3 separate regions of the Mus musculus genome follow, and all the other regions are linked to region 3. A link is a loop called in an ENCODE intact Hi-C map of the cell type or tissue named here. Cell type or tissue: left cerebral cortex. All regions are shown on one strand. Region 1 has its middle 7.6 kb from the start of n-TEttc7. Region 2 has its middle 150 kb from the start of Ube3a. Region 3 holds the start of Gabra5 (gamma-aminobutyric acid (GABA) A receptor, subunit alpha 5).

Region 1 (8,000 bases), 880 kb after region 3:
TTGGCCAGATAATTGATTTAGTCCACCTGAAATGTGAAGTCTTCACTGAGCCTCCTGGTCTTGGTCAGCTGTTTTCTATTAATGGGTCATTGATAATAATCTAACACAGAGCCTGAATCCAAGAAAGCATGTCACATTTCATATTGTCCTTACTAAGCCCTGTGAATAATCTCAGGGCCACAAATAAAGATTCATAGGCCCAAGAGATAACCTTAAGCCAGCTCAGCCACAAATGGTCTGTATGATGACTAATATTATATTTTAAGTTTAAATTACTGTGCTTAAGAGATCTATTTTTAAAAAAAAAAGCCTCCAACCTGTAATCCCCACTTGACCAAGAACAAATAACTTCTTAGAATGCTGGGAGCTGTTGTCCATGCAAGATAACAAGCCAAGCATTTTTACTTCTTTAAATAATCTTGATTGTGCCAACTGCACAGTATCTGATTGATGACAGTAGGCAGGAGGCATGCAGGCAGGAAGTACCTGGATATGTATACTTACCCATGACTGGACAAAGATGGAAAATATGTAGCTTAGTGAGTTTTACCCTTATAAGCCTCTGTCTAATGTAATTCAGAACCATACTCTGGGAATCTCATGTACAGACCTGGACAGTATCAATAATCCTGGCAGTATTTAATAAATCTTGCTTCAAATTTGTCTCAAAAATTGTGGTAGTGTTCTTGTGCTTCCCCAGTGGGAATAACAGCTCTGCCTTTATGATGATCTGACTTTAAAGGGCCTGAAAGCTGGGGCTCAGGCACCTCCCCTCTCCTGGCCTTACTTAGTGATTAGGGATATTTTCGAGACAGATGGAGAAGCAGTTGTGGCTGTGACTCAGACCACAGCAAGTCATCTTGGAGTCCACAAATGAGCACTTTACAAAGACTATTCTAGGAAACTAATTTTTAAGCACAATAGGAAATGTTCAAGCTTACTAGAAAATTAAATACATCTAAAGCAAAACTAGGTACCTCTCAGTCAGTCAGCACAGAAGAGATGAGTACACTGGCCTCCCTTTGTGTGTGAGATGACCCCGGGAGTGCTCCAGGTCCCATCAATAGCATGCTAGCACCTTTGTGCAGAAGCAATGGGGATGTGCACGATAAAGAACTGTTTAAAGGCTATTAAAATATTACACAGCATGTTCGATTCTAACATTTCATCTAAAATGGCCAGAGATTTACGAACTATGTGGTTTATTTTAACATGAGGTATAATAAGAGAAAGATAAAAATAAATTTAATGTAAAAATATATGGAGGTAAAAAATAATCCTTTAAGAGACAGAAATATTGGAAGAAATTCTAACAAATTGCACTGGCTAATCCTGGATGGGATGTGGGTTGATACATTAGTCATCTTGCAGTTACTGTAACAAATACATGAGATTTATAAGCTTAATAAGAAAAAGCCTTATTTGGTCTAGTAATGATAGGGGACTCTGTCCATTGTTAGTTGGCTGTTATGGTCAATCCATCCATATAAGCATGTACTTGCTGGTAGAAAGAGATCACCTCATCAGGATTGGGAAATGAGGGAGATCCATGAGTGTCCCACAATTCTTGTTGATGGAGGAGACCTTGGTAACCTTACACTTCCTATTAGTTAGGTCTCGCCTCTTAAATGTGTCTATGGCCTTCCTATAGCATCAAGCCAAGAAAGCAAACTTTCACACAGGACTCTCTGGGGGTATTCAAAACCCAAACTATGGTAATTGATAGATATTTTCATAGTTACACATGACATTTGATCTTCAAGTACAGTCTACCCTGCTTGGCCTGCTTAAGGCTATAAAAAAGCAAAAAGCACATGACATTGTGTATGCTCTGCAAGGCAATGTTTGTGAAACCCAATGCAAATGGATGGAGCGACAGGGCAGAGCAGAACAGAAAAAGAAGAGGACAACCAAGCACATGAGAAGGGGTTCAGCATCATCTGTCTTTTGAAAAATGCTAATTAAAACAACAACAAATAGCACTTCTCATCGATTAGAGCTAAAATCCATGATACTGACTTAATCAATGGTTGTTAAGGATACTGAATAAGAACTCACACCCCTTGCCGGTGGGATGCAAAATGGAGGAGTCACTTAAGACTCCCAAGCAGTTCGCATGAGGCTGCATGCTTTAATATTGATTTAGGGCCTGCTTGCTTTATCTATATAATGTTAGAATCCAGAGAGCCCTGTCCCTCACATAAACAATGGCAGGCACCCTGTTGAGGACTGTAGCTTGGAATCTCTAGCCAACAGAGTTTCTGGTTGCTAGGATTAACATTCTGTTCCCAACTCAGACCTAGGGAAGTTAGTTAAAGCACAAGGTTGTGTATGATGCAATGATAAGGAATGTGTTAAACTGATATGTAGTGATTTAGATCAGAGAACTTTAATTTGGGTGAATTAAAAAAAATACATAGGATATCCAAGATTTTGGGATGAAAGTGCACCATGATAAAAGAAAGCCAATCCTACATGTCACATCACTGCAGAGAGCTAGAACCACTGCCCTGAATCATTGTAGAAATGAATGGAAGAGGTAAGGCTCATGGCATAAACATCTGGAAGAGGTTCAGTATTCTGCATGGTGATATTATAAATGTTGTACTTGTAATATTATATTCCAGTGGATTAGGTGCTAGCTAAATAAGAAGTTACTGCATTCATGAACATTGTTATTAAGGAGTTGTTAAGGAGGGTGGTGTGCCAACATTTTTCTTTTTAGTTTTATTTCATTTTATGTGCATGAATATTTTACCTGAATGCATGTCTGTGCAACATATATATTGTTTGCTGCCCTTGGAGGCCAGAAAAGGTCATAGCATCCTTGGGAACTATAGTTATAGACAATTGTTAGTTACAATTGTGGGTGTTTGGATTTAAACCAAGGCACTCTAGAAGATGAAAGGACAGTGTAAGAAATGGGATGAGGCTAAAATGAGCCACAGATGATAGATTCAATTTGGAGAGTCGGTGTTAAGTCATACTTAGCTCCATATAGGTTGATAGCATAAAATAGTGATAGCTTTGTGGGAACATACTAGTGTTGTGAATATTTGAGCTTCCTTGCTTTTTCAGGAAAAAGAGTCTAGAGGCATAGAGCACATATAGCACCCAGGTCTTAGTTTTGGGTTCTATTCTCCATTATATGGGACTAGAGTTCCTTGGAGAAAGGTTGCTTCAGAGACTGATATGGGAAGTATATAAGATAAGACTAGTGTGTCATATTGTGGAAAATCAAGGAAGTACACAAATATATGTAATAAATAATTAAATAGTACACAATGATATTTCTTGTAAGAAGAAAAATATCCTCATTGAAGCCACCAATTCAAGTCAGTTCTAATACCATTGACCAAGAGGTAACATTGGCTCCCAAAATCTACCCTCCTCATGAAGGTACCAGCTGATAGCCTATGCTGTTTTCACCTGTGTACTTGACCCACCTCACCAGCTTTAAACTAGAATTAGTATAGCTCCCTTCTTGGGTTCAATTAATATGCTAGACAGGCTCAGAGAATTCCATTTATTATAAAGGATGCTGCAGAGGGTGCATAGAAAGAGATAATAGAAAAGTGGTAAACCCTTTACTTTGGGGTTTTTATTGGTGGTGTGAGGGGGGATGGAGGGTGATGCTGTTTTGGTTTTCTTTTTCTTTTTCTCTACAGTGATGGGGATAAAATCAGGGGCCTTGTGCATACTGCACATTCTACCACTGAGCTGCATGGTCATATCTAGTGGATTCTTGTGGAGACTTGACTACATATGCATGGTTGAAGGAATCGCCAGCTTTGGGCGATAATATTTAACCTCCAGCCTCTCTCCTCTGAAATTAGTGAGTCTTAATTTCACAATATCAAACCTTAAGAAAGAATCAGGAGGAAAAAGAGGGAAAACCAAAGGCAAAGGAAGATAAATTGGGGTGAGATAAGCCATTGTGTGCAACTGAATAATAATTCACACATGAAACTTTAAACTTTGAGTAAGTCACAAAAATAGTATGTGTGTCTGTGAATCTTATGGTGTGCTTGGAGTCCAGAAGAGGGCATGGCATTCTTGGGAAGTACAGTTATTTGCTGTCGTGTGCGTACTAGGATTTGAACCTAAGCCTTCTGGAAGAGCAGCCAGTGTTTTAACCTCTGAACTATCTCTCCAGACTCAAAGTTTTTCTTTAAGAGTGAATATTCTTGTCTTTCTTTTCTTTTCCTTTCCTTTCTTTTCTTTTTCTTTCTTTCTTTCTTTCTTTCTTTTTTTTTTTTTTTTTTTTTTTGGTGTTGTTTTTTGAGACAGGGTTTCTCTGTGTAGCCCTGACTGTCCTGGAACTCACTCTGTAGACCAAGCTGACCTCCAACTCAGAAATCTGGCTGCCTCTGTCTCCCCAGTGCTGGGATTAAAGGCGTGCATCACCACTACCTGGTGAATATTCTCTTATTGTCTCTCGGTAGTAATTTCTATTATCATAATGCCTATGGACTTTGTACATGGGAGAAGATAATATGAAAACTTTTATTCTTCTTTTCTTAAGACATGTTTGTATACAATATAGCTGTATTAAAGCTCTTAGAGTGTACTGAGAAGAAATGAATCGCTTTTGGCAAGTTACAGTATCAAGTTTCTCATAAGGGAGAAGAAAGATGAGAAATAGCCTTCAGAAAGGCACCGAGAGTCAGTGAAGATGTGTCTGCGTGCTGGAGTACTTATCTTCCCCACACCCTTGGAGTGATCCCCAGCACCATAATTAAAAATAAAAATGTATCTTTCTTCTGAAAGAAAGAGGAAAGTCATTTATATGGCTTCAGCAAAGAGCTTCTGAAAGCCTGTTTTGACAGAATGGGGGTTCTGAGAGCATCAAGACATAAGATCAAAACGCCCACAAGACTAAGATGAGAGGAGAAATGCCTCCCTTGTGAAACTCAGCCAGCTCTCTTTTAAGCAAATCTCTTGTAAAGTTTTTTTTTTCAATTCAGTGTCTAGATTTGCACAATGTAAATCCAGAGCAGAGACTCATTGGACAATATATTATTTACAGTCATGTCTGGAATAAAAGGCTTACAGTTGTCAGCAAAGACATAGTGAGTCTTCAGAAATATTTGTTTTTTAAACATGTTTCATAGTGGGTCATCTTCCACAGTTTTCATCAGCTTAGCTGTTTCAGAAGGACCTGTGTGGGAGCCACTTTTTCCTATCAGCCAAGGCTTTCTTCCTATTCTGAAGTGCTTCTCAGATGAATACTTTGTGTATGCCAACGGTTTCTTGAGGTTGGCACTGTGGTTTGAGTCATCTTAGTGAAACTATGACAAAAAGATGCGCCCAGAGTGAGAGTTAGAGTTGGGCAGACAAAACATGAACCAGAATCTGAGTATGGGGCAGGTACAATTATACCAAGAATACTGTGTGTCTGCAGTAGTGGTTCCTGTGTGCTCTTAATCTTAGGAAGTTGGTAAAGTTAAGCTTTTGTAATTAGAAGCTTTCTAACAAAGTTCCAAAAAGCACAAACTTCAGGCATACAAAAAAAAAAAGGCTAAAGATTTGAGATGATCCTAGGCTAACCTACTCCTCAGGATCCTACTTAGGAAAAATTTTACTCTCTCAGTACTTGTAAGTGTACAGATGAAGCATCTCCATCGTGGGTCCAAGATACACATGCTGGAAAAAGGGTATTAGACTACCACATGTTACATGCTAGAATGCAATGCTGAGACAGAAAAAATACAACTAAGGATGAGTAAGTAAAAATTACTAGTCAGTTAAATGCCTTAGAGGGTAAAGGTGCTTGGTGGCAAGGCACATGACCTGAGTTTGGTCCCCTGGACTCTTCTGATGGAATGATAGTACCAACTTCAGAGGCTTGTCTTCTGACTTCCTCATAGGTGCAATGGTACTAGCATGCTTCCCAGTCTCCTTCCCAACAATAAATCAATAAACAAACAAAAAGCCCAAGTAAGCAAATAAATAAGTATAATTTAAATTTTTCCTACATCCTAACACACAAGAAAACAAAATAAACCCAATACTAAAAGCTTCCTATGAAATATTGGAGACCTGCTTAGGTAAGAGCAGTGCAGCACTGAGGCTGCCTCGGCTGTGTTATGCCACTGTGATTTAATGAAGGACCAGCAGGTCACACTTGCTTTAACAAAGGTTGATGACTAGGTACAGTGAAGGGAGTGTATACAATATAGAAACGGGGGTGGGGGGTGTTAGCTAGCAGGGCTAGAAATGAGCTACATGATTCAGCTTCTGATTGGGTAAGTTAAGGAAAAACCTAAAGAAGCAGAAGACTGCTGTCTTCTGATACCACTTGAGAGTGGAGGACATTCTACAATGGAGGGTTTCAAATAATTTAGTTTATAGGAAAATCAAACAAACTAGAGACCCACGTGATGTAAACTGACAAGGATTTGTAGTTGCTAATCTTAGCCAAGGAAAGGACACGTGGTGTTTTGTGAGTGACAAATGGACTTGTTTTGGTCTGTGCTTATACAAATGTAAGTCATATCTCATGGCATCCATTTAGTGTTTCTTTACGGATACATATTTAGGACTAACCACATGAGATTAGATAAGCCACCAGGAAGCTCTTCACTGCAGAAGACTGATTCTCCTTCAAGAATGGAAGGTTTTAAGCAAAAGGTCATGCTAGGAGACTCCCTAGAGAATCAGACTGAAAAGGAAAAAGGCTGAGGACACAGACCACATTTAGAATGCCAGAAGTTACTATCCAGTATGTGATTAACAACTACTAAAGGTGCTGAACATGGACTAACAAAATCATTAGACGGAAGACCTGAGACAAGTCAGGCAGCTTTACAACAACTTGGGAATACCCTAAGGAGGGCATGTACCAAACAAGGGCCATGGAACTGAGAGAGCTGCTGGAACAAGAGCTTAGAGCTCTTGCCCTACAGCCCCAGGTTGAATCCCACAAGTGACTTTCAGCTTCTGGGAACCTCATTTCTTCTGACCCTTTCCAAGTCCCAAGGCCATGTTCTAATAGTTCTGTGATTTTATAAAAAAGTATAAACAGTATGGTACTGACACAAAAACAGATAGATAGTTTAATGAGATAGAACCAAGGGCTCTGATATAAGATCCGATACCTACAGTCACCTGTTTTTAGACAAAGATGTTGAAAATACACAATGGAGAAAAAGAAAGGATCTTTTAAAAATGGTGCCAGTAAAACTGGATATATACAAGTAGAAAAATTAATCATGATTCTTCTCTCTAATGCTGTACATAAATAAATAGCAAATGGATTAGAGATATCAGTGTTATACCTGAAACCCTAACAGTTCTACAAGAAAGAATAAAGAGTACAAGTCAAAACACAGCTTCAGGAAATGACTTTCTCAATAGGACTCTAGTTTCCCAGGAAAAAAGAACCATCAATCAATAAGTGGGATCTCATGAAACTAAAAGTTTTTTGTCCTGCAAAATATATGGGTATATTTAGACTCAACAGGTTTTTTCTTTTTTGTTTTTGTTTTTGTTTTGTTTTGTTTTGTTTTGTTTTGTTTTAAAGAAGAACGTTGGAGGGTATGAAGTTGGGGGTGGATCTGGGAGGAGTTACAGAGAGATATGGAGGATGAATATGATCAAAATATATGGTATGACCAGAGAATTAATAATAATACATATTCTCACTTTCTAGCAGCATGAGGGGTAGGGGATCTTCATCATACTTACTGCCACACCTTGCTTCAAAAGTAAGAGAGCCAAATGGCCATGGGCTGAAACCTCTGGACCTGTGAGATAAAATTAACTCCTCGTCTTTTTACATTGATTTATCTCAGGCATTTATTACAGTAACAGAATGCTGGCATGCAACACAGTAATCTTACATCACTGGAAAGAAACTCCACCCATCAAAAAATTTCATACATGTGCTGAATACTGTGCTGTGTTCTTGCATGGACAAGGTAGGAAATCAGTTATGGCTTTTACCTTGAGGGTGACTGTGCTGTGTTTTAGGGGTTTAATGTTTTCATGGTGGAAAT
Region 2 (8,000 bases), 1.6 Mb after region 3:
TTTTTGTTACATTTTGGGCAGGGAAACTTCATAAGCCAAAGATTTTTTAGTTTGTTTTGTTTGTTTGTTTTTAAGAAAAATAAAATTCAAGCTCTGAAAGGGATTTTTTAAAAAAGATTTCTGCATAACAACAGTTTGCTATCAATAAAAGTGACCTCTCTTGCTAATTTATGATTGAAAGCTCAGTATTTTTACAACCTTGGCCTTGTTGGCATCCTATTTTCTAATTTTCAGTTGGCCTGAATAATTCCACCAGCTTTCTCTGAGTGCAAATTAAGTACATGTGGTTTAAACAGAAGAACTATTGACTCTTATTGAACACCCACTCAACAGATTAGAAATGTGACATTCATGCCCATCAATTTCTTATCTCTAGTCAAATGATAGAGTTTTATTTTTTCCATTTATGTATATAGATGTTCTGTGCATCACCAATATTCCTGATGCCTGAAGAATTCAGAAGAAGTTATAAGATTCCCTAGGAATCTAGGTCCTCTAAAAGAACAGCCACTACTCTTTACTGCTAAGTTCTCTCTCCAGCCCAGGTAAAACAAAATATTCATGATCATCATCGCCTTGTTCTCTCTCTTACCAGGTATTTTCTCAAACTCCCCAAGACAGGGGTGAAAGGAAAACACTGAGCTAGTGCTACCATGCTTATTAACTATACAGTTTCACAGAACTTGACATAAGTTATTATCTCACTCCACCTTGAAAAGTATAATTCATCCCCAACACACAGGGAACAAACTATGGAACATGTGTATTGAAGAGCTTGTCAAGGTTAGAGAGAAACCATGTGAGAAAGAAAGAAAGGAAAGGACATTTTGGAAAAGAATTTGTATTTATTAAATTCAGTGCCACATCCCACATTTCTCTCTCTCTCTCTCTCTCTCTCTCTCTCTCTCTCTCTCTCTCTCTCTCTCTCTCTTTATTTCTCTCTCTCTCTCCTTCTCTCCCTCTCTCTCTCTCTCCAGAAAATTCCTTATATGGAGATCAGGGTCTTTCATATTGAAATGTCAATGTTACAGAGATTTAAAGTGGTTCCTGAAAGAGGAACATTTGGAGATATCAGATATTTTGGTGAAACTGTGTGTGAGTCACCTTTCTATCATTGTGATAAAATATCTGGGGTGATAAGATTATAAGAAAGATTTGCTTTGACTCCACATGTCAGAGATTTCAATCTATGGGCAGATGTCCCTCTGGCTTTTTTATGGTGAAGGACCACATCATGGGAGCAGGGTTTGGCAAGGCTGCTCACCTTGGGGCCAGAAAACAAAGAGATAAAGAAAAAGCTAGGGCCCCAATATCTCCTTCAAGAACATACTCCCAATGATGCAACTTCCTCCACTAGGCTCTACTTCCTGAAAATGCCTTTCTTCCAGTAGTACCAGTGGCTGCAGCATACAGAACCTTTCAGAGACATTCTACACCCAAACTATAGCACCATGGAATGAGTGGAGAAATGCATATCCAAGGCTTCCTAATGATATGAATGCAACAAGGCTTGGAAATGAAAAGGAATTTAAGAATTTAAGACCATATCACACAAGGCAGAGATGCCTAGCTATTTTCCTTCCTGAATGTATTTATTGCTTTTCTCAATTTTCTGTTGGATACATGAACCTGAATAATTTATAAGCCCTTGGCTCTTAAAGTTGGAAATCCAGGATTGAGTGGCTGTGCCTGGCAAAACAGTGGAGATTTTTAACAGGGCAGAATAATTGGTTATGGTAGAAGAGACACAAGCAAGACGAGTGAAGCTGGTTTTACTTACCTATTCTAGCATCCATATCCAGCCCCCTCTTAATGACTTAGTCATCTGTCACAGGTCGTACATCTGTCAAACGCTAATGTGAGTTCGCGACAAACCTTAGTCAAAACATAACATGTGTGTAATTTAATAGAATGACATGACTTCTAAAGACATGAACCTCCACATTACAACTTGGGGTCTTCTCTCTGTCTCCCATGTTTATGTTTCTGCTTTTAGGTTCATGACTACTGAATATAGTTCTAGACAGGATTCCATTTTCAAACTCTGGAGGTTCACAGATCTGGCAGACTGGCCCAGGTCAGTTTCAGTTAAGATGGTTAGCATTGACTAAACATGCTCCTATCCAAGTCATTCTCTGTCACCCTAGCTCATGAACTTCAAGTCACTCTCTTTTTTGTATACCTACAACATTCATATATCCTAGAGTTTGTTGAAATGGCCTTGAAATTAAAGGTGTTGTTTTAGTATTTGACCTTGTGATCAGATGTTGGATTGAAAGGACAAGAAGACAGAATGACTGTACCTGGACAAGAGGCTGAAATAACTGGCTCTTTCCTTTTATCTCCGGGTTCTAATCTTCACTTCCTTTCATGTATTTATTTTCGTTATTGTTTTGTTGTTGTTGTTTGGTTATGTTTTGGTTTGGTTCAGTTTGCTGTAAGATGGGTTCTCACATTGTAGTTCAGCCTATTGTAAACTCACTAGGAAGTCTAGACTGAGTTTGGAATTGAGACAATCACCCTGACTCAGCCTCCCAAGCAGAGAGATTACAGGCTCACTTGGCTGATCATCACTGACATTTCTGTTCTTACTCCCAGATCCTATAACAGCACCCTGAAATCCATTTCATTTTTCATAGCTTCATTAGCTATATTATCTAAATGTATATTTTCATCTCTCAGCAAAAACAACACAACAAAACAGTACTTTTCCACTGTGAACCAGATGAACACACACTTTAGATTTTTCATCCATTCTTTTTTTTTTCCTTTTCCATTTTTTTATTAGGTATTTAGCTCATTTACATTTCCAATGCTATACCAAAAGTCCCCCATACCCACCCACCCCCACTCCCCTACCCACCCACTCCCCCTTTTTGGCCCTGGCGTTCCCCTGTACTGGGGCATATAAAGTTTGCGTGTCCAATGGGCCTCTCTTTCCAGTGATGGCCGCCTAGGCCATCTTTTGATACATATGCAGCTAGAGTCAAGAGCTCCGGGTACTGGTTAGTTCATAATGTTGTTCCACCTATAGGGTTGCAGATCCCTTTAGCTCCTTGGGTACTTTCTCTAGCTCCTCCATTGGGAGCCCTGTGATCCATCCATTAGCTGACTGTGAGCATCCACTTCTGTGTTTGCTAGGCCCCGGCATAGTCTCACAAGAGACAGCTACATCTGGGTCCTTTCAATAAAATCTTGCTAGTGTATGCAATGGTGTCAGCGTTTGGATGCTGATTATGGGGTGGATCCCTGGATATGGCAGTCTCTACATGGTCCATCCTTTCATCTCAGCTCCAAACTTTGTTTCTGTAACTCCTTCCAAGGGTGTTTTGTTCCCACTTCTAAGGAGGGGCATAGTGTCCACACTTCAGTCTTCATTTTTCTTGAGTTTCATGTGTTTAGGAAATTGTATCTTATATCTTGGGTATCCTAGGTTTTGGGCTAATATCCACTTATCAGTGAGTACATATTGTGTGAGTTCCTTTGTGAATGTGTTACCTCACTCAGGATGATGCCCTCCAGGTCCATCCATTTGGCTAGGAATTTCATAAATTCATTCCTTTTAATAAATCTTTCCACCTACTCTCACCATTAATATCTTCCAATCTTCCTAATAAAAAATAATACTCATTTTTTTATTTCATGACTTGACTGCAAACATTTTAAGGTACTACATTTTGTTTGAGTCTAATCTCTTCAAAAGGGGTTTCGAAATCCTAGAGGAGAGCTTTTTATCTGGTTCTGGATGCTTCTAATCACAGAACCTAACCTGAGATGATCGGTAGGTGTTCTGCAGTTATTATCCTTACTACTGAGACAGAGTCTTGCTACATAGCTTAAGATGACCTCAAACTCTTGATCTTCTTACCTCAGCCTTTCAGTGCTGGAATTGATAATATGTGTTACCACACCCAGTGATGTTTATTTTTCTGATGGGCCTTCATAGTGTAACTAAATATAGAAAAAGTGTGTCTCCATTCACATGTATGATTCTTCCTTAGAGGACACACAGTTCTTTTCCAGAAGAAAAATTATGACGTGATACGGCTTTACAAGAAACTGTGAGTGAGCTTGTTTTGTTTTAGAATAAGAAAATGCAAATTAAACTAATGTAAAAGCATTGAGGGGCTGCTGAAGTTTTACATGTAAACAGTGACATCTGCTGGTAACAACAGAGTGTCGTTCCAGTGCATGTCAACCATATTCAGGGTTCGGAACTTAGATTTCACTGGGGTTTCCCTTCGGAGAGACACTGAGCAGCTTGTCTGAGACCCGGAGATAGGACTCGCATTTAATGTGATTGTTTTGCTGTTGGGTTTTTTTTGTTGTTGTTAGTTTTTTTTTTTTGTTGTTGTTGTTGTTAATTTGACACAAGCTTAGACTCATCTGAGAAGAGGGAACCTCAACGGAGAAAATGCCTTACTTGTCTGTAGGCAAACCTCTAGCTCATTTTCTTGAAAAATGTTTGATACAGGAGGGCCCAACCACTGTAGGTGGTGTCACCACTGGGAAAGAGATACTATTGGAAAGAAAACTCAACAAACCAGAAGAAGCAAGTCAATAAGTAGAAGTCCTCCTTAGTCTCAGCTTCAGTTCCTTTCTTTAGGTTCCTGCCGTGCTTGAGTTCCTGCCTTGACTTGCCTCCTGAGGGGCTATAAGCTATAAGGTAAGGTAAACTCTTTGTCAAAGGTTGCTTTTGTGATTGTGCTCTATCACAGAAAGAAAAATGAAATTAAGATAATGAATATAGAGATAATATTCTGGGAAAATCATACATTTGATTAAGACAATGAAATGGAGGCTGGAGACATGTCTTACCACTTAAGACTTCTTACTGTTTCTGCAAAGAACAAAAGATTGATTACTAGCTCCAGCACTGGCCTGCTCAATCCATCTCCAAGATATCTCATATCTTCTCTAGTCTTGAAGGAATCAGTATTCATGAGCACATATGCCCACAAAGATACACATACATAAAATAAAACTAAAATTAAAATAGGATTTTATAATTAATAGTATATTAAATAATATATAATAATAACAATTTATATATAATAATGCATAATAATATTAGCTATTTAAAGTTCTTTATTTATCAGTTTCATTAGTGCCTCTTCAAACTCTGGTTATCTCCCCCTTGAGGTATATTTTTCACTTGATATAGTCCTACTTGTTTTAGAGGCAATATACTTGAAATATCAATCTTTTCATAGTTAAGCAACCTTGACTACATTTTGTTCTATAGTTCTGTTTTTCTTGCAATGTTGTTTTTTAAAGGCCAACAAGATAAAATCATATTCAAAATGAAAGCTGAGAATTATTGACTAAATGTCCAGAGAATGAAGGTTGATGAGGACTCCCCTCCTTCCATCCACATCCTGCCACCACTATCACTGGAGTCAGAGGAAACTTGGCACCCTTGGAAAGGTAAATGCCAAATACCACCAGTTGATGGGCCTCCTATTCAAACCACAAAAGGGGTGACTTTTACAGCTAACTTGCCTTCATAGGGCTGAGCAGTTGGAATCTTCCCAAGACCTGGATGCAGGAAAGGACTGCCCCAGGTTTAGGTATACACAGAACTTGTGTTGCAGAGCTTGGCCCTGCAACATACAAACCCAGAACTCCTGTTTGCATTTCACTCTTCATCCCCATCACTCTATATCCTCATTTCTTGTTGAACTTTGGATTCACCTATTCTTTCTTGCCTCTCACTTTTCATGCTACTTCTATCGTCATCCCCTTGTTCAGCCCCAGCTACTTGATAAAAACTTGTAATGATCTGCTCAGTGGTTCTCTGTTCATGTGGATTGTTTAAATGTAAAATATAAAAAGTTCTTGCAGTGTACATCTGAGGACTAGAGTTTGGATCTTCAGCATATATGGATTAGTGGGTGGGTGGGTAGATGGATGGATGGATGGATGGGTAAACAATGGTTGAATTAATGAAGTACTCTAAGTTTTTTGTTTCTCAAGATGCAAAATATATTTGATTTAAAGATATGAATAATCTACTTATACTAGCATATGACTCCGTATCATTTTGGAATAATAACTACTTTTTAAATTTTTTATATCATCATTGTACATTAGCATTAGACTTTTAAATCTACACATTTCATAGTGGTAGAGAAGATGCATATTTCTAGCTGCAAAATGATTGTGAATCCATTCCATAGCTTGTTTCCATAAAATAGAAATTCTTACTCAACATAGAAGGAAATCACAAACAGATCATTTTCTAGAATACCTGAAAATATATACAGATATCCACATAATAAACTAAACTTTGGGGATCCTAAGCCAAATTTTTATCCTGTTATGGAGCTCCTTTAATTTCTGTATCTTCTCTGAAACTAAGGAAGTGATTCCAGGGTCACACAGGGAATAAATGTGGTAACCCACATGATGCCCTCAATACAAGGCATGATCCATGGAAAGGGCTCCCTTAGTGAAAATATTTGCTTTTATGAGTGCATCAGTCCATGTCAACCAAGAGTAATGCAGAATCATTCCACTTGGTGGTCAAGTAAGAGCTACTGAAACCCAAAGTTCTTACAAGTAGCCACAAGATATTATCAAAATTGGAAAATTGAACATCTGATTAACTTGAAGTTAACTGATAAACAGCTTCAGTAGAAAAACCAACTCACTGAAATTTTAAAAAATGGAAGTCTAGCATGAATGCATGCATAATGTCCTGGGTTCAATGTCTATCTCTGTCTTTCTTCTTCCTCACAAAGGAAAATCTACACAGAGATATTCTAATGACTTTCTGTAAAAGTGTCAAATCCCCATTTCCTCCTTGAAGCCCCTATCTTAATTGTCCAACTTTGTTTTCCAGCCCCAGTATTTGGCAAGCTGGACACATGGTCTACCACAAAGTTATAGCCTCATTCCTCTCTTTTATTGTTTTTATTTTTACTACTCATTGAAACAGGGTTTCAGGAAGTTAATATAAGACAGCTTTAAGCTCATTGTATAAACTAAACAGAATTTGAACTTAAAATTTCCTTCCTCCAGGAATAATAAACCTGAATCACAAGATGTGGCTTTGGCATTGTCATGCCTGAATACGTCAGATTGCACCCTTTCTCTTTCCAGGCACACCACAATAGTAGAGTCTGCTGTACAGAAAGGTAGTTCTGTCTCCCAATGACATCTAGAAAATCAGGGTCACCAAGTTAGAAAATAATAATGCCAGTCTCTTGATTTTTGTCTCTTTTTTCATGACATACAACTTACAAACAGATAGAGGACAATGCAGACTTAAGGATTTAGTGATACTTTATGATCCAATGTCTAAGATCTCCTTAGTGTTGTCTAAATTCAGGAACTGGACCAGTCCTCAACCATGGCTTCTCTAATGCAGAAGATATAGAGTAAATATTATGGAAGTTATGTACCCTCTGGGCAAAAAGGTATGAATTGCAACTACGTATTCTTAGGACCCAAGGCAGCATTTTTAATAGCGGTGAGTTCTCTGGTCTCAGGTTTCTGAACCACAGAATTTCTCAGAACCAGCAAAATAAACCAAGGATAAGTGAGTGGACTTTTTTCTTGGAAGGTTTGCTTTTTATATTAGCAAATGGTTCACCTAGTGTTCACCATTAGTGTAAGAAATTGATGTATCAACTATTATGATAATTGTCTGTCTCTATAAACAGCCAGTACTTAGAAAAATACTAGCTAATCTGGGAATGTGAACACTAATAATGGTGTTATTATGTCTTTGAGTATGAATGCTTGGAGTAGGGGTGCAGTTCAGTGGTAGAAGTTGTGCTTAGCATGATCAAGACCCTAAATTCAGGCTTCAGTATGAATACAGGACATAAATACTCAGCAAAATAATGTGATACACATTTAAATATATATTTCTTGAATATATACTACATGCTTATATAATTACTGCCTAATATTTACTCAGGATATTAGTATTTATAGGACTTATTATAGTAACATAGACACTTGCTTAGGTAATTTATTTTTTAATATCACAA
Region 3 (8,000 bases):
CAAGAAGAGAAGGTGAGGGAAAAGAGACAGAGACAGAGCTAGACCTATAGAAGCAACAGAGACAGATATGAGAAAGATGAGGCAAGAGAGAAGAGAAAAGAAGAAAGAAAGATAACAGGGGTAAAAGGGGAGATGAGAAGAGATAGGGAATACAGATGGACAAGGTTTTCTCGGGTGCTCAGAATACATCTTAACTGCCCCAGGCACAAGCACGAACCCTCGTGGGAATTTTGTTCATCAGAGTGGGCCTGTGAATACCTGCCAAGTAGCCCGTATACTAGCCATATAAATGGAAACAGGTGACTGCGCCCTGCAGTCCTTTAAAAGTATCCGAAGTGTTCCCTTGGGAAAGAGCACTGGTAAACAGGAAGTGAAGGGGCACACTCTGTGCAGTGAGAGTACTTCAACCTGCAAGCCTTCTGATTAGCCAGGACAATTTGGGGCAGTGAGGGACACAGGAGAGAAGAGGAACACTGATTACCTTCTAACCGCATGCATCTTGAGTGTGAGGTATTACTAGTTTGCCAAGGAAAGGCTAGCATTAGTACAGAGACGCTAAAGGCACAAATGAAAGAGGTCAGGCGAAACGACATTTCCAGAACCTCGAGGGTAAGCCAGGCATAGTTTATGATCTCTGTACATGGCTCAGGCCAAGACTATTGTGGAACCCTTTCCATGACACAGGCACTAGCCTGGCTTGAAAAATAAAAATCAGTGACATAATGGACTCAAGGAGAGGATGGAAGTGTGGCACACTTGTCTAACAGCAGCAGATGTCCTTAACACACATGAACTTCTGAATCTCTTCCAACCCAAGTAGGAGGAAACAGCTTCCTTTAAGCCATCTTCTGCTTCCACTTGTAAAAATCCTCTTTTCTTTTGTCTAACTCATTTCTGAGACCCTGCAACCAGAAACCGCCTTGCTCAGGAAGAAAGCATGGGTCAAGACATATTCACCACAAACCGAAGGGTACAGGACTGCAGAGGTGGCAACCAAAGGGTTGTCCTGTTCTGCAGGGCTTCACAATAGCACAAGCCCCCAAGACCACAAAATGAGAGCACGTGGGATAACTTACCCAAAGTGACTGGATAAGGTCATGGAAATACAGAAGACAAGGAGGGTTTGGGTCATGATAAATCTAGAGAGCATTCCATTGTCCATTCCCAGTAAGAATAATAGTCGAAGCAGATGAATTTGGAAGAAAAACTGTTCTTGCCTCCAACTTGATCTTGACGCTGAAAGTAGACAAAAGGGAGAAACACATGAACACGGATGTTCCCGTCACTACAGTGAATCCAACCATGCTGCTGCCACAGTGAAGCTGACAAAGACTGAAGCCTGGCCCTTGTTACTAGCAGACTGTGCCAGCTCAGTTTGCACCATCTCCTCTGGGCAGCAAGGCGGTGTAAAAAGGTGACAGTTGCAGCTTTAGTTCACTTTTACAGAGTGTACAGTCGTTTTAATAGACTGATTGCATCCCTTAATATTGTACTGTTTTAGCAGGGTATAAATGACCCAATTATTAACATAGGTCTCAAAGTTATCTGACAATTGCATTTTGCATCTATCAAATCCACAAGTTAGATAAATTTACCTTTCTGAAATATTTGCCACACGTTCAAAGCCAGCAAGCTGCTTCTTGTTCTGCAAGGTGCTGAAAGTGTGTGGGAAGAGGGGGAAAGGCACATGTCAGAAACACGTCTTCTATAGGATCGCAATGGTAGACTTGCCGGTGAGGGTCAGACTTTCTGGGTTGGCATTCTGCCCCCAGGACTACATGGCTTAGTAATCACGACACTTGGAACATATCTCTGTTCTTAGCTAGACGCTGGTTAGCGCAGTGGTAATCCAAGCAAGCACTGACCCTGGGCCAGCAGCAACCTTAGAGAAGGCACATAACATCTCAACATGCGCATAACGCAAATAGATGCTCAATGCACACGAGCAAGCCAGAGTTCCAAAAGAAACACATTTCTACGGAGACACCCCCCAACCCCAAAGTCCAGAACTGAAAAACCACACAACAGGTACTTCCATCTCGAAGGATAAGGCCCTCTGAGATTCCCTTCAAGAATAGAAGGCTGGCATGCGGTGGTCGCTTGGGCGAATCCTAGGGCTCGGCGCCGGTAGCCAGGCGAGTCTAGGCGGCGAGCACGCGGCGCCGCATGCAGGAAAACCCGGGCGGTGCCTTCTGCTGCCCCTGAGCCCCCGACTTCTCGATCCCCACAGCGAGACTGCTCTCCCTGGGGCCCCCCAGATTCCGGTGCGAGCTCACCAGTGCTGGCGCACAGCGCAGGTGGGATAAGGGGTGGCACTGCGGAGCCGCAGCCTCCGCCACCCCGCACCTGCTGCCGCTCCGCAGCGCCACCGGACACCTCTGGTGGTCCTGCCCTCAGGCTCGTCCCTCCAGACCTCCTTAGCCCCCAAGCCCGCCAGCTGAGCGCTCGGCAGGCAGCGCCTTCTTCCTCTGCTGCGCGCGGTGCAGTGGCGGCGCAGCCAGAGCCCGGCCTCGAGCAACCCGCGCGACAGGCGCGCGACACCAAGTGGGGCCCGCGCCCACCGCGCGCCCCTGCTCCTGAGCGGGAGCCGCCTTCCAGGCCGGCGAGCTCCACGACGGCCGCAAGCAGCAGCTCTCTGCTGTCCACCGCGAACCAGGAGGCGCTGCGCCCACAGCCCCGTCCAGCCGCGCCACCGGATCCCCTGCCCTCCGTGCTGGTGGCCTCCGCAGTCTCCGGGCAAAGTTTGCACTGCGGGATCCGAGAGCGCCCAACTGCCCTGCGCTCTTCCTGATTCTGAGGCCGGGGTGCCCGCAACGGTGGCCGCCGCAGCTCCTTACCCTACGCGCGGGCCCCGGCTGGCGAGCCGTCGGCGAGGGCGCATCCTGCTTCGCCGCCGCCCGCTGTCCCTGCGCGGCTGGCTGGTGCGGTGTCACCGCCCCATACTGCCGGAGCGAACTTGCCCGGCGCTCGGCGCCGAGGAGCCCCGGAGCCCTGCGCTCCCGCTGCCGCCTTGCGGCTCTGTTCCGCGCCGCGCCTGAGGCCGCGCGTTGCCCCGCTGCAGATTCCCCCAGCGCCCCCGGCGGACTCGCGCTCGCTCTCACCTCTCCAAAGCGCCACATGTCGTCTCTGGGTTTGAGGAACGTCCCTCTGCCTAGGCGCCCGGTAGAGGCCGCCAGACTCTCATCAAATGCACGGCCCCCGGCCCCCGCTCAGCCCAGGAAGCGGGCATGGGAGCTACTGTCTGACCCGCTTCGGGAAAGACCATGTTTCTGCTGAAGTTGCTTGTGGGCATTGGAAGCATATTTGGTTCCCCCTGGAATAATCGCTAGTCACCTTTTAGGACAGAGGAGGCAAGGTGTGGGGACTGACATCAGCATCTGTAACCTAGGTGGATGCTTATGTCAGGTAGGATGGCCAGCACTTTTTGTTCTAACTCAGGAGCAACCTTGAATTTACCCAGCCATTCTTTTCAGAAAGAAACTGGTGCAAGAGAACCCTCATCATTTAATTCACGAAGAGTAATTATTGCTGGATCTTACAGTGAAACCCTTTCACAATAGCAGTGCATGTTTAGGACGTTAGTGAAGACTCATTCCTTGATAAGCTATAGCATCCTTAATGCAGATACAGAGTATGGGGTCGCAGATATAAAAGTAGGTCACAGGCGGTGCAAAGCTTTTCTGTGCCCCTCTGGGGGCTGGAAGGAAGATATTACCTTCTCAGCGGGCACTTGCGGTTGATTAACGTGTTGGTCCAATGTCAGTATCATAGTTTATGCGAGACAAGGGCAGCCAGGACCAATTACGACTGGGAAGAAAAGGCCCTTTCAAATGTTACACAAACTGGACGCGGAGGCAGCTCCTTTCTCTACTGCAGTGTGTTGTTTCCACTGGAGTAAGCTTAGAGCTTGCTTAGCGTACAGAAAGCACTGGGTTCCATTCCCTGCGCTATGTAATCCCCGCACTGTTGGCATATGCCTGCAATCCCAGAACCCAGGAGGAAGAGCAGAAGCTCAAGGTTATTGTGCAGTCTACTGAGTTCTATGCCCTCCTGGTATCCATGCTAACCTGTCCAAAACAAAACAAAACACCAGAAAAGACTTGAATCGAAATCCTGGGGTTTGCTTCGGTGTTGCAAATTTTGTGGGGCACAGACTGTTCAGTGACTTCTAAGTGACAGCACGAACAGTCAAATCTCTCTCTCCCTGTTGGATCCTTCTTTAACAGCGCTGAGCAGAAAAGCCCACCCAAGCCTCTACCCATTCTCCAGTTGGGCCAAAGTACTTAATGGCACTTTTACACATTATAGAAACTCTGATTTTTCCAAAATGAGAACCTGTAAAATTATTTCAGAAACAGGATATAAGTATTACCTTTTTTGCACACATGTAATAGAGCTTACCATGACTATATAGTTAGCCATAGTCTTAAATGACTCTGAGACAAGGGATTCTTCTTGATAGAACATATTCATTCATTCAAGTGGCTTTTCTAAGATGGATAAATTGCACACATGGATTTCTCCATTTGCTGAGTTCTCTGAAGATGTGCCACTAGGATAAAGTTCCCTGAGTAGTCTATAGTTAAGATTCTGAAGGTCCCCTGAAGATTCGGGTTCTAGAGTCTTGATTACCTGCTAGTGAGGCAGGTGGGGAGTGGTGTTAGGTGCTGGGCCATCAGAAGTGTACCCTTGAAAGGGAATAGAGGGCAACCCCTCCTTTTACTGGTTGCTCCTGATGAGCACCATCCTGAAACCCTGCCCTCCCAGCTGCAGAGGACTAACTAGCCACAAACTCAGAGGCAATGCCACGGAAATCCCTAGGACTCCTCCTCAAAGGGACCTTTTCTTCTTGCAACTTGTCTATTCTGACTTTTTTTCATCATGGTGGATGCAAATATAACATAATAATTAAAATCACCAAATTTTTAAACAGTCAATTTGAAATTATAACTAGCTTAATAGGCTTTTCACTTATTGTGTGTTAATTCTAGATTTACAAATGCCAAGGCATCTGCTATTCTCTTAACTAAACAGCATAATGCAAGCAGGAAGATTTAAACAATTAGTGAGTGGAAAGCTGAGCACAAAGTGGCTAGGACTATTTTGGAAAAAACAAAACCATGTACTAATGAAATAACTTCTGTATTTATCATAGTAATGAATATTTTTTTTTCGTGTGGAATCTGGATGTATTTTTCAAATTGAGCATCAGACTTTTTATGCAGAAGACAATAAGGAAGTTGGGTGACATATTCGCAAGGTACAAATGAGGTAACCGGAATCTTACATAAAACAGGAATGCAAACACAAAAGGTCTAACGGGAACTACCTGGGATAGAATTTATTGTTAACAACTGGGATAAACAAGAGCTCTACCTAAGATTCACTAATCTTAGAAGCCAGGGTCAAGGGCTACTTGCCATAGTTCCTATTTTAGTCTATTGTATAGTCCACCTTCCCCTTAGGCCATTGTAAATACATGTGTATGGGTATAACTTCGCTATAGTTCTAAGTATCTATTCTGGTTCCTCCTTTGGTCTGAAACTTCCTTCTTCCTAGTGATGGTAAATTCCTGTATAAGGGAGTGACCCTGATTTTATAGTGTAGTCATAGTAATGAATATTAATTCTCCATGAACTAAATATTAACTGTCAAGCTTTTCTTTTGACAGACTACATTCGCTATTTCAGTGTTTTGGGCCATCCTTTCATGACAACACATTTAAACATAAAAATGAAAATTATGATCAATAAGATCAATTACTTAAAACTAATGAAACTGAGTATGGGCACACACCTAGAAGCCCAGTACCTGGGCAGCTGGAGGAGAGCTGTGATTTTGAAGTCAGCCTAGGTTACAACACTATCTCTAAATCAAGCCATCACCAACCAAACCCTTGTGTGTGATCATATTACCTAAGTTCCTTCTCCCTTCCTATGATGAAGTGGTGTCACACTCTCCCCAGCAATGTTTACATGATACTCAACACAGTTATAAGACAGTTATAAAATATTCAACATAGATGGAGCTGAAAGAATGATAACCAAGAACTCAAGGCTTACAGAAACATTCAATTCCAGAAATCTATGTAATGTTCTTTCAACAAATTGGGGTAACTTTGGATGCAGTGTTTGTCCTGGTTAATAATGATCTATTGGCCACATTCCTATTTGTTCATTAGCAATTCTCCTTTTATTGAATGAAATTTAACATCGTAGCTTTAAGTCTGGAAAACAGTAGAGGGCACCCCAGTTCCACATAACCCCCGTGTTGGCTCATTCTGCATTTTATTTCTAATGTGAAAACCTAAAATAGTTGCTCTCAGAGTAGCTGTGTAATGGATGGAGGTACATTTTACTGAAAGAAGTACTGACCCTGTATCCCAATAATACAATAATACGTGTACAACAGAGGCTGAGTGGTAGCTGTGTTTATGTAGGTGGATGCAGAATCATTACCTAAAACATGACAGGTGCATCATATTAGTGAGCCTATGTGGAATCTTTCTTTCAATGCCTGGCTCATTTTACTTAGCGTCTCTGTCATGTCATCCATGTTGTTACAAACATCAGGACATCCTTCATTGTTAATGCTAGAGAATATTTCAAATAATTTATACATTTTTCTTTATGCTTTCAATGATCAGCAGACACTTATGTTAACTCCCATATTGTGACTATTATGAAAAATGTTCAAATGGACATGGAGGCATAGATACCTTTTCAAAATGAGCATTATGGAAATTTTTTAGATATATACCCCAAATGGGAGCAGGCATGGAAATATAGCTCAAAGGAAAAGAAACTGATCAGCTTGCATGGGATATAGATGTTGTATTAGTATGTCACCATACATATGTGGTTATGTGTGTATGGATATGTCTGTGTGCATATGTGTATATGTGAGTAGGAATATATATATATATATATATATATATATATATATATATATATATATATATATATATATATAGAGAGAGAGAGAGAGAGAGAGAGAGCACTGTAACACTAACTAGCAACATCGTGTTGGATATTTAAAATTTGTTGAAGGGGTGAACTTTAAGAGTTCCTAACCCCACACAAGGACAGAGGATGAGACTGCAGGAGACAGTGCATACATTTATTACTACACTGTGTGGACATATTCCAAATTATAAAGTAGATCGACTTAAGGGCATAGCATGTCAATCATCAGTGATTGCCCATGAAGCAGAGCCTGGTTGAGGCATGCAGTACACTGCAAGCTAAGAGTCCACATGTGTGGAATGAGAAACCCAAGTATGAAACTATACATTTTCTTTGTGTTATTATAAAGACTCCAGTGCAAGGTAATGTCACAGATGACCTGAGCTGGGTGTACAGGGCTTGGGCAGGAGATGAGCACGGATGAAGGAAATGATTTATTCCTAAAAGTTTTAGATGCTTCTAAAGAGCTCTGATGTCACAAGTACCAGACTAAGCAAGAATCACATTGGCAACTATCATTGAGCAAACATGAGGAGAGAAATGTAGTCCAACAGCAAACAGGTGAGCAAGGCAGCACAGGGCAGCCCTGCATGCACTTCTGCAGCAGCTACCTCACTGACAGAGAGAGACGATCACAGGTCTGCACAGCCAACACATGAGCACTCTGAGCACATGGAAGATGATTTGATTGTTAAGGAAACAGAAAGGGCAAGACTGACATAGGAGATGCAGTCACATTTGTAGGGAAGCAATAGTGGATTGAACCTGACAATGCATATGGGCAGCAGGGGCAAAAGAAGACAGACAGCAAGGCAGGGGTGGGGAGAAAGCACACGGTGCCTGTCTTCAATCTGGTATTTATTTTCTTTGATTTTTGCGTTATTTAAATCTGAGTGGTGAAACTAGTCATTTGAAAACTACATATAAATGAGCCATTCTGTAATTAGCTGGGATTGGTTTAAAATAGAGATAGTATTTTAAAGCTAGATTTTTATATCAATGAATAGATGGATGCATATGTTGAGATTTCTAGGT

The links. Hi-C counts contacts between places; a loop is a spot of excess contacts. Peaks named below come from ENCODE experiments on the same cell type or tissue, not always from the same donor. Only the 100,000 strongest peaks of a DNase experiment are listed, where the experiment ranks them.
Region 1: a loop joins it to region 3, with 2.8 times the contacts of the local background. A loop is called at or near these places in 5 of 42 quality-filtered maps.
Region 2: it touches region 3 in a loop (4-fold over the local background); 6 of 42 quality-filtered maps call a loop at or near these places.

What each region holds. Positions count from the first base shown.
Region 1 is chr7:58,387,718-58,395,717 of GRCm38, forward strand. No RefSeq gene overlaps it. Among named protein-coding and RNA genes, the nearest start is that of n-TEttc7, 7.6 kb to the right of the region's middle. In left cerebral cortex, no CTCF peak of the experiment used is centred here; a DNase peak (open chromatin) is centred at 4,835.
Region 2 is chr7:59,076,137-59,084,136 of GRCm38, forward strand. No RefSeq gene overlaps it. Among named protein-coding and RNA genes, the nearest start is that of Ube3a, 150 kb to the right of the region's middle. In left cerebral cortex, a CTCF peak has its summit at 4,160 (motif pointing left); a DNase peak (open chromatin) is centred at 4,162.
Region 3 is chr7:57,506,903-57,514,902 of GRCm38, forward strand. Gabra5 (gamma-aminobutyric acid (GABA) A receptor, subunit alpha 5) reads right to left here and starts at 3,107. Exons shown (of 11, transcript NM_001362162.1): 1 at 2,838-3,107; 2 at 1,596-1,655; 3 at 1,077-1,236. The coding sequence starts at 1,162. In left cerebral cortex, CTCF peaks have their summits at 3,159 and 6,242 (motif pointing right); DNase peaks (open chromatin) are centred at 1,918, 2,056, 3,123 and 6,269; H3K4me3 peaks cover 2,209 bases; H3K27ac peaks cover 1,636 bases.